Linked DNA regions of Homo sapiens: region 2 is linked to region 1. A link is a loop called in an ENCODE intact Hi-C map of the cell type or tissue named here. Cell type or tissue: HCT116. All regions are shown on one strand.

Region 1 (5,000 bases):
CTGTACTGTACAGCCCTTGGCATCCAGCTGGACCACAACAGTTTGCCCCTTGAAAACCTTCTTGGGATACATTCCTGTCAGAATTTCATTTCTAGATATCTCTCCAGGAATGTAGGGGTATGTGTGTGCGTGTGTGTGTGTGTGTGTGTGTGTGTATCCTTTTATTAGAAAACAAAATTATTTAACTTAATGTATTTCTTTTTCTTGCTGTAGCTATCAGAAACCCTGAGCTAAATTTAAAGACATTGCTCTTGTTAGTGAAAAAGTTTCTAAATCTGTTTTACTCCTTCCTCTAGTGACTTCACTTACCAGGTTTTGTTTCTCTCTTACCTTCTTTTCCAGGCCCTTCCTTCCTTTCTCTCTCTTTCCTTCTCACCCATCTTTGTGTCTCTCTGTCTCTTCTATTCTCAAAAGCTCTGGCGCCCTGTTGTTTCCTCTCCATATCCCCACTGCCCATATTTTGACAAAGAATAAGCCAAGGAGGGGATGGGAATAGGGTGGGGAAGAGGATGAAGACAAGTAGTGAGTCAAAAATGTCCCTCTCACATATTCATTTTTTAAAACTTTTATTATTAGTTTTTATTACACAAGTAATACATGTTCATTGTAGAAAAATTAGAAAACACAGAAAAGCAAAAAGAAAAAATAATCACCCATAATCCCACTACCCATAACTACTATTAACATTTTAGTGTATGTCCTTCTAGCTTTCTTATGCATATATATACATACATAGATATATTTATATATAATTTTCTTTTTTACAAATATTGTGTCATACTATACATACTGTTTTATAACATGTGTTTTTCATTTAATATATATTGTGAACATCATTGTTTATTCCCTGAAAAATTTTACAGACACTACATGCTCATTGTGGAAAATTAGAAGTTACAGATATGCAAAAAGAAAATATAATTGCTCCAAATCTCACCTCCCAGAGATAAATGCTTTTACACTTTGGCAAGTATCCTTTCAGACTCTTTAATGCACACATGCATACATATATTTTTAAAAAGGGATCGTACTATAAATATTCCTCTATAACTTCCTTTTTCATCTAACAATATAGCTTGTACATTTCAATAAATACACATATGGTGCTTATTCTTAACTGGTACACAGTATTCCATTGAAAGGATGTACCATATTTAACCAACCCTATAAAGTAGGCTTATTTACATTTTTCTGCTTATCCAAATAATGCTGCTATAAACATCCTTTCTTGCATATACTTTTTGAATAATGAATAAATACATCTTAGCTCATTTTATTTTCTGACCCATTTAAAGGAGAATTTCCCTAAAGTGGAATTACTAGGCATGCAGGAAAACTATATTACCAAAATATTTTTTCAGAAAGGTGGAATCAATTTACATTCCTGTTGACTCTGTAAGAGGTTTATTTCTGTACTTCCTTTTTGTCCCTGGGAATTTTAATTCTTTATACCGTTTGCCTTTCTGACATATAAAAAGGAATATATCATATTAACTTGCATTTTTTATTACTAGTATATTAAAACACTTTTTCATATTTATTATTAGTAGGTTATTTTAGTTTATTGTGCATTGCCAGTTTGTGTTCTTGGTCCAATTTTCTGTTGGAAAGTTTGATTCTCCTTGAATTATAAAATGTCATTTATTCATTCATTATTCACTCATTCAATAAGTATGTTTTCAGCATTTGCTTTGTGTAGCACTGTGTTAGGTGTTATGGATACAACAATAAGCAAAATAGACATGGTTGCTGCCTTCTTATACTTCCAATTTAATAGGGATAAACAGGCAATTAAACAAGCAATAATGAAAACGTTCAATAAGGAAAGAATGAAATGGAAACACTTGGTTGAGAAGGGGATTGTAGATCATGGAAATGTCCCAAAAGTAGTGATGTTTAAGCTCTTAATATGTATTTGAGATCTATACTTTTTGTAGCATATATTGTTTTCTCAATTTGGTTTGTTATTTTTTACTATATAGGAGTTTAGCATTTTTAATCAGTCAAATTCCATCCATCCTTTCTTTCTGTTTTTTTCCTTTGGTGTCACTCAAAGAAAGGCTTCTTTCACACTAAAATTATATAAATATCCATTCACATTGCCTGCTAGTCTTGTTGTATGTTTATTTATGTGCTTGAATATGTAAATCTTTATTTCATCTGGAATTTATTCTGATAAAAATTATGAGGTATAGGTCTAATATTTCTCTCAAGAAATAGCTAACCAGCTATCCCAATATAAATTAATAATCCAAACTTTTCTGATAGATCTGAAATGTCATTTTTATAATATACCCAATTCTTTTATATTCTTAGGTCTATTATGGTCTATATATTTAATTCTAATAATTTATCCTGAGGCCAATAGTATCACAGCTTTTTCTCATCCTACCTATGGTTACCTGAAAGTTGAGCATTTTGTATTTGGTGACATTCCTAAGACAAAGAAATGATAGACGTTGCCTGGGTATGTGGGTAGGGTGGGAAGTTTGACCGGATGATATGCTTAATCCTTTCAATGTTGACACTTTCAGAGTTTTAAATTCCAGATGGGATCATTGTTAATCTGGTCCATTTGTTTGCTGTTTAAAACAAAGTAGATGCTTTTACATTCTGTCTTTATTTCACCTCACTCTGAAGCTCAGCTTTCAGTAGGTGGCAGTATTGCCAAACACTCAGTATCCCGACTGGTTTCGTAGGAGCACAGAGAAACAAAATGGTCTGGCAATTTTAGAATTTCCCCCAAGAGCTTTAACTCATTAGAGGAGGCATCAGGACTATGCTACTTCTAAAGCTTTCTTTATACCCCTGAATAATGGCATAACCAGAGGTTTGCAGTGAGTCTGCTCCTAGATGCGTGCAAAACATTAGCGGACAGAATTTTTTTTTTCTGGCTTGTTTTTTTTGTTTGTTTTTTTAAGTGACACCTTGGCCTTGTGGGCATTTCTTCACTTATCTTACCCAAAAGTGCCTTTGGGCCCAGCCACTGACTGATTTAAAACCCAGAAATGTGGTTTTAAACAATGTGGTCGTGGTGGAATTCAGGTGATTTTTATTTTCTATTTGGTAGTATTTTTCAGATTTCCCACAAAGAACATGTATTGTCTTTGTAATTTGAAAAAAAAATCAACACAGGATAGTAAAGATATGGTGGGAAAATGGGTGAATGTATGCCACAAAAGTTTACATCATTTTCTGTTTCAAGCCTGTGGGTACATGCGACAAAATGAGTTCAATGTTCTCTTCTTAACCCTAGAGATCAGCTCAGTGTTATTGCTAATCTGAAAGCGAATTACCAGCAGGAAGCCGAGACAGTAGAACTTTATCGCTTGGAACCACACCTGAGAAAATCCTTTGGTAGGTGAGAGGAGAGTGGGGCAGCTCCTAAGGGATGCATTGGCCTGTCTAATGTGAGACGGTGAATTACCTACTGTAACCTTGGGCCAGTGTAGGTTACCAGGGTTTTGAGCACTAAACTTAATTTTAGTATATGCTACTGAAAGAGGATCTTTAGATCTTGGAGTTTATCCACGGGAACTACAAAACTGATCAAAGGCTGGAAAACAGGCACTATGAATAAAAGATACGGTAGCTGAATATATTACCTTAAATATGCAAACTCTGGCTAGGTAATTAGACAAATTCCCATCTCCATGAATAGCTACTATAGCCTTTTCAGACATGGAGGTGAGACCTGAATTTATTAACAGTCTTCAGTTGTACAAAGGACAATTGCACAGAAGGTAAGTGTTACTTTCACACTGAGGCTAAGGTGAGAATGAACACAAGTTAACCAAGCAGAAGTTATTTAGGTCAGGCATTTAGAAGAACGTGCTGAACAAGATTGGGCTTATCAGTTAATAACTTTTGCATGGATTAGTAGGAACTAGATTGAAGCTAGAGTTCAATATAGTTGAAGTATAGGAGAGGGCAGAGGCAGGTGCTGAGAGCTGCCAAACTGGGCTACTTCAAAATTTCAAAAACAATGGATCTTAAATGAAATGACCTTAGTGGGTGAAAATGAATTAGATTCAGGAAAGGATATTAAGCTGAAATCAAGGTTTGCAGACCAGATAAGTCTGGATTGCTTGCTTTTCCAGGGAGTATTTACCCTAAGAGTCTTTAAATAGCCAAATTGTTTTACAAATATTTGATTCAGAAAATTGTGATTTTCTCATATAGCTTTCCACGGCTACTTCTTTTTTTTGAAGCCAGGTATACCTATAACCATGCATTAATTACTGGTTCCTTGGAACACAACTCTAGATTCAAAGAATAAGGCCAAAAACCAGCTGGTATGATCTAAATAGAGACCTGTATAACGTTCTCTTCCAACCCTTTAATTCTTTCACTTTCAATCAAAAGAGCTAGAAGACAATTCCAAGTATAATTTCCACATTGGATATTAGGGTGAACTATAAGAAATTGCCATTTTGTAGGTCAAAACAGTCACATATAGGAAATTTCATATAATTCAACCTAATACAATAATTATTACAGTAGTTCATCTTCACTAAAGCAAAAGGCCTTAATATATTTAGTTTTTAGGTAAAAATATTGGTATACATATAAATGCCTGTGCACATAAGTATTGGTAAAGAACAGGGTTGGGACTAAAGATGTGTCTTGGATAAACCACTTATCGGCATCTAGCTCATCCTTCTATTGTACTGGACACTGGTGCCTCCTGTCTGACTTGAAGGTTTTTCAGACTATGGAAAACAAGAAAAAAAGTGCAAAGACTTGATCTCTCAACCCATGGGAAATTCTGTCTGGGAAATGGGCCAAAGGAAGAACAGGAGACGGTATAACAAAATTTGTACCATGTTACAAGTTTAGTGAAGGAAGATCACAACAAAGCTGTGAGCAGAAAAACAAAGCATGTGGCTTCCTCCTTTCTAAAATATAGTATTGCTTAATGTGTCCTGCTTTCAAGAGTCTAAGCATAAGACAAGACACCAAGTACACGTTGGAAAAATCTTATCTGCATAGTCATCTAA
Region 2 (5,000 bases), 230 kb after region 1:
GCTGTAAGTTTCACTCTAAGGACTACTTTAGCTGTATCACACAGATTTTGATATGCTATATTCTTATTTTTGTTTAGAATATTTTTAAATTTTCCTTGAGACTTCCTTTGAACTATGGATTATTTAGAAGTATGTAATTTAATTTCTAAGATTTTCTTGTTACCTTTACTACTGATTTCTAGTTTAATTTTATTATAGTTAGAAAATATATGTTGTAGGATTTCAGTTCTTTGATATTGAAAGAATTTTATGACCCTGGATATGGTCTGCCTTGATTAACGTTCCATGTATACTTGAACAGAATATATTATATATCCCACTGTTGTAGGAGAAATATTCTGTAAATGTCAATTAAATCAATTGGGTTCAGTTCTTCTCTATCCTAAAAAATTTTCTGTTAACTACTTCTGTCTGTCTGAGTGAAGAATATTCAACTCTCCAACTGTAATTGTGGTTTTGTTTCTTCTTTTAGTTCTGTCAGGTTTTGCTTCATGTATTTGTAGCTCTGTTGATACATATGCAACGTTATATCTTGTTGACCAGTGGACCATTTTACTTTTATATAAAGTATTGGGCTCCGTAAACTCTGACTCAAACTATGGCAGGCCAAAATCCAGCCTGCCATCTGTTATTGTAAATAAAATTTTATTAGACTACATTCAAGCCTATTCATTTATGTATTTTTTATGGTTTGTTTTGTACCACAGTGTCAGAATTATACTTTTGCAATAGAGACTATACGGCTTGCCGAGACTAAAATATTTATCTGGGCTTTTATAGAAAAAGTTTATTGTTCTCTGATATAATATCTCTATCACTGGTAATTCACTTTGCTCTGTAGTATACTTTGGCTGGTATAAGTATATCCAGTCTAGCTTTCTTTTGACTAGTGTTTCTATGGTATATATTTTTTATCCTTTAACTTTTAACTGAACCATGTCATTATATATTTGAAGTTAGTTACTTATAGACTGTGTATAGTTGGTTCATGTGTTTAAAAAAGATCCATTCCACAATTTCTGTCTTGCCTTTTGTAGGTTGAATTTGCCTCTAATTATTTCAATGTTTGGAGTATTTCTAAAATTTTAGTATTTTTTTGTTTATTCTCTTTGTTTTCCATTCCTTTGTTTTACTTTTCCTGCCTTCTTTGGGGTTATTTCAATATTTTTAGTGTCCAGCTTTAATGTATAGTGTTTTTATATTTTTTTAAGTAGTTGCTCCAGGGCTTCCTATATGTGTATTTAACTTTTCACAGACTATTTAGAATCAATATTCTTGTTACTTAAAGTGGAATACAGAAACTTTCCCAATATGTAGTACTATGTATTCTCTCCTCTTTATGTTGTAGTGTTCTTATACATTACATGTAGTTACATCGTAAATCTCATCACAAGGTATTATAATTTTTCTTTCAACTGTTTAAACATATTTTAGACAACTTAAAAGAAATATAGTTTCCTATTTACCCAGATATTTTCCATTTCTATTGCTTTTTCTTCATTTATGATTTTCCAAATTTATTTTCTGGTCTCATTTCCCTTTTGTCTGAAGAAGTTGCTTCAGAATTTCTTTGAAAGCATGACTGCTGACAATTAATTATCTTAGTTTTTCCTTATCTGAGAATGCCTCCATTCCTGAAGAATATTTTTGCTGGACATGGAGTTCTTGGTGGACAGTTCTTTTCTTTCAGCTCTTTAAATCTCTTGTTCCGCTCCTTTTTAAACTCCAGGATTTCTGATGAAAATTTTTAGTCTTTAAAATTATTTTTCCTTTATGTATACAGCATTGTTTTTCTCTGGTTGTCTTTTATTTTCAGCAGTTTGATTTTGATGTGCCTAGGACTAATTTCTTTGGATTTCTCCTTTTTGGGTTTGCTGTGCTTTTAAATCTATATGTTTGTCTGTCATCAAATTTGCAAAGTTTTCTGTCATTATTTCCTTAAGTTTTTTTTTTTTTAGCATCACCCTGTTTCTTCTGTATTTCTGAGACTGTTATAACACAAAATTAGACTTTTTGTTATAGTCTTATAGGTCCATGAGGCTCTGTTCAGTTATTTAAAAAAAATCATTTTTTCCTCTTTGTTCAGACTGATTCAGAACAAACATATTTGCTAGTTCACTGATTTTTTTTTCTGTTATTGACATTCTGCTATTGAATGTCTCCCTCTCTCCCACCCTCCTTCCCTCCTTGCCTCCCTTCCTTGCTATCCAATGAATTTTAAATTTTGATTATTTTATTTTCAGGTCAAACTTTTCTTTTGATTTTTTTTCATATTATCAATTTCAGTGCAAATATTTACTATTTTCTCATTGGTTTCAAGAATTCTTTTGATTGCTTGCTGGAGCATTTTTATAATGGCTGCTTTAAAATATTTGAAAAGTTCAACATCTGTGTTATTTTAACACTGGCATTCTTTGATTATCTTTTACCTGGTGCTTTGGCATTTTCCTAGTTATTTGCCAGGTAATTTCAGGTTACCCAGCAAAGAACGAGGTAATTCTAGTTACCTAGTAATTTATTACCCCAAATTACTAGGCTATGCTAGACATTTTGAATCTGATCTTATTTCATTTCTATGGAGACTGTTAAATAGTTTTGTTTTAAGCAGGCAGTCAACCTGCTTAGATTCAGGCCACTGGTTCCAACCCTCCTCTGTAGGCTGTGGTTTCAATGTCAGTTCCATTTTCAAAGTCTTTATAGTATGATTTATCTTTCCTGGATGTGTGCCACCCAGTGGTCAGTCTTGGACCTTGGCTATGGTCTGTCTGTTCAGTTTTCAGTCACCATTATGCTGAATAGGATAAGGTCCACACTTATGCAGCTCTTGGGTGAGCTTAGGAGTTCATAAATGACTTTGTGGGTTTGCTTTCCTGAGCTTTCACCTCTCCACCATCTCCCTCAAACTTTCTGGTTCCTCAAGACTCCTCTTTTTAGTTGTTCAGCCAGAAAGCCAACACTTTAGTTACCACACATTGCCATATACTTCTTCAAGTACCCCACATCAAGGATCAAGTGGTAGTGGGGAAGGGGAACTAAGGGAGAAAAAGGCAATGAGGAGTTTTCATACACTCTTTGAACGACAGCTCCTCTCTTTTAGAGTTTTGGCTCTTGCAGTCTCCTGTTGCCTCTGCCTGTTGACACCACCATTGTATTGCTTGGGGGCTTGATGTGGTGGAAAGAAGCAGTCTTTCTGAGCTTTTGTAGTTCTTTTTCTCTGCTTGCAGCCAGAGCTAGTGGGCTTCTCTTGGAGCTCTCTCTGCCTACATGTTTCTGCCCACTTCTGGTATGTTAAAGTTAGGCTGAGAGTTACTGGAGGAAAAAAAATTAGTAAACTCACTGTCAGTTCAGCGACATTACAAATTCTGTTCTTTTTCCAGAATCCAACTGCAGCAGTTTACTACTCAAAATCTCCCATATATCTGTTCCATCTGTTCTGTTCAGGTTTTATTGATGTATTCATTAGGATATACAGGGTGGGGTGTGCTTATCTCTAACCCAGAATTGGAACCTCCTCCCTTAGATTGCAGATTGTGATTGTGTGACCATCTTTGGTCAACCTAAAGCATTAGGCCATCCAAGTCTCTTTCTCTCTTGCTTGCTTTCATTCCTCCCTCTCTTTCTCCTTCTTTCTCTCCCTCCCTCTCTCCCTCCCTCCCTCTCTTCCTGTCTCCTTCCCTCCCTCCATTTTTCCTTTCCTCCTTGCCTCCCTTCCTTCTAGAATCTGGTTGCTTTCGGTCTTTTACATAAACTGGTAGAGGGAAAATAGAAAAGTACATATGGCTTTGTTTCTTTCTTCTCTCCTATTGCAAAACCATTTTATTTCTTTTCATTGTTGGCATCTTTCCATTGGCCAAGTCTTCTCCTTGCCATCTCTGTCATCATTACTGATTGCCCTGATTGCCATGTCATCACTGCTAGCAGATCTGCTCATGGTCAGTCATATGTGCTTCTCATTCACTCCCCACCCCCTGCCCCAGTCTTTTTTGTATTTTCTGATTATTCCTTTTCTCATACTTCTCTGCTTTTATGCAAAATCCCACATCCGTCCAGTTTTTCTATTCTACCAATGTACCAATTATAGTGAAAATCAGATGTATATTTTTTTCTTGGTCTCTGTGTTGTTTCTCTTTAATCAGAACCCATTGTAGTGTTTGTATATATATTTGTGGATACTATATTAGTTATTTGGAGACACATTGGAAGCCTGAGGCTTTGAGTAATTTGATTTTTGGTATTTCTTTAAGATTAAAACAAGTAGTGTGTTATACAGGGAACAATTTATGTACACTAATGAACATGTTTGTGATTGACATATATATGCTGCATACTGTTTCCAGATTAAATGACTTCCATGCTAACCTTTTCAAAGTACTTATTTATACATTATCCATTTTTGCTTTTCATCTTTTTTTTCTGTCTGAATGAAATACATGTCCTTTTCCTTCCATTGGTTTAAAGCCACTTAATTTCACTCTCTATTGTCACTCATACTTGATTCAGAATAGGGGAAAATAAGATAAATGTGTATATAACACTGATCATTACTACTCTTTGTTCCAGTAAAGATGATGATGAAGTTGTAAGGTATACAAAGGGATATTAAATACTTTCTTTTTAGAAGTCCTGAGTTTTTCATCTTAATGAAACAGACAATGTGAACTTATGTACTTTGCTTACCTGTTATTTCAATTACAGCAGTCTTTAGTCTTAGTAGAAAAAAATGAGAGGGTATATTGTAGCATTTATCAATAAACTATGATAAAAATTCTCTTCACAATAATTTAAAACCAGATGGTACCAAATTTATAATGAATTTATAATTGGTTAATTGCTTGATAAAATAATGGTCTTTCCTAATTATATCTCATCTCTGACAGTTTTAAGTTTATAATTTTTGGAAGTAAAACACATCATCCTTTAAGTCTTCCTGTCTTTTCTCAAAGATCTACATATCATAATTAGGGCAAAGGTACATTTCTATGGAGGCCATGTGTGCCTTT

What was found. Peaks named below come from ENCODE experiments on the same cell type or tissue, not always from the same donor. Only the 100,000 strongest peaks of a DNase experiment are listed, where the experiment ranks them.
Region 2: it touches region 1 in a loop (3-fold over the local background); 9 of 110 quality-filtered maps call a loop at or near these places.

Annotation. Positions count from the first base shown.
Region 1 is chr5:64,610,211-64,615,210 of GRCh38, reverse strand. RGS7BP (regulator of G protein signaling 7 binding protein) reads right to left here. Exons shown (of 6, transcript NM_001029875.3): 6 at 2,892-5,000. Among named protein-coding and RNA genes, the nearest start is that of SHISAL2B, 78 kb to the left of the region's middle. In HCT116, a CTCF peak has its summit at 2,650 (motif pointing right); a DNase peak (open chromatin) is centred at 2,660.
Region 2 is chr5:64,382,684-64,387,683 of GRCh38, reverse strand. No RefSeq gene overlaps it. Among named protein-coding and RNA genes, the nearest start is that of RGS7BP, 120 kb to the left of the region's middle. In HCT116, a CTCF peak has its summit at 2,751 (motif pointing left); a DNase peak (open chromatin) is centred at 2,743.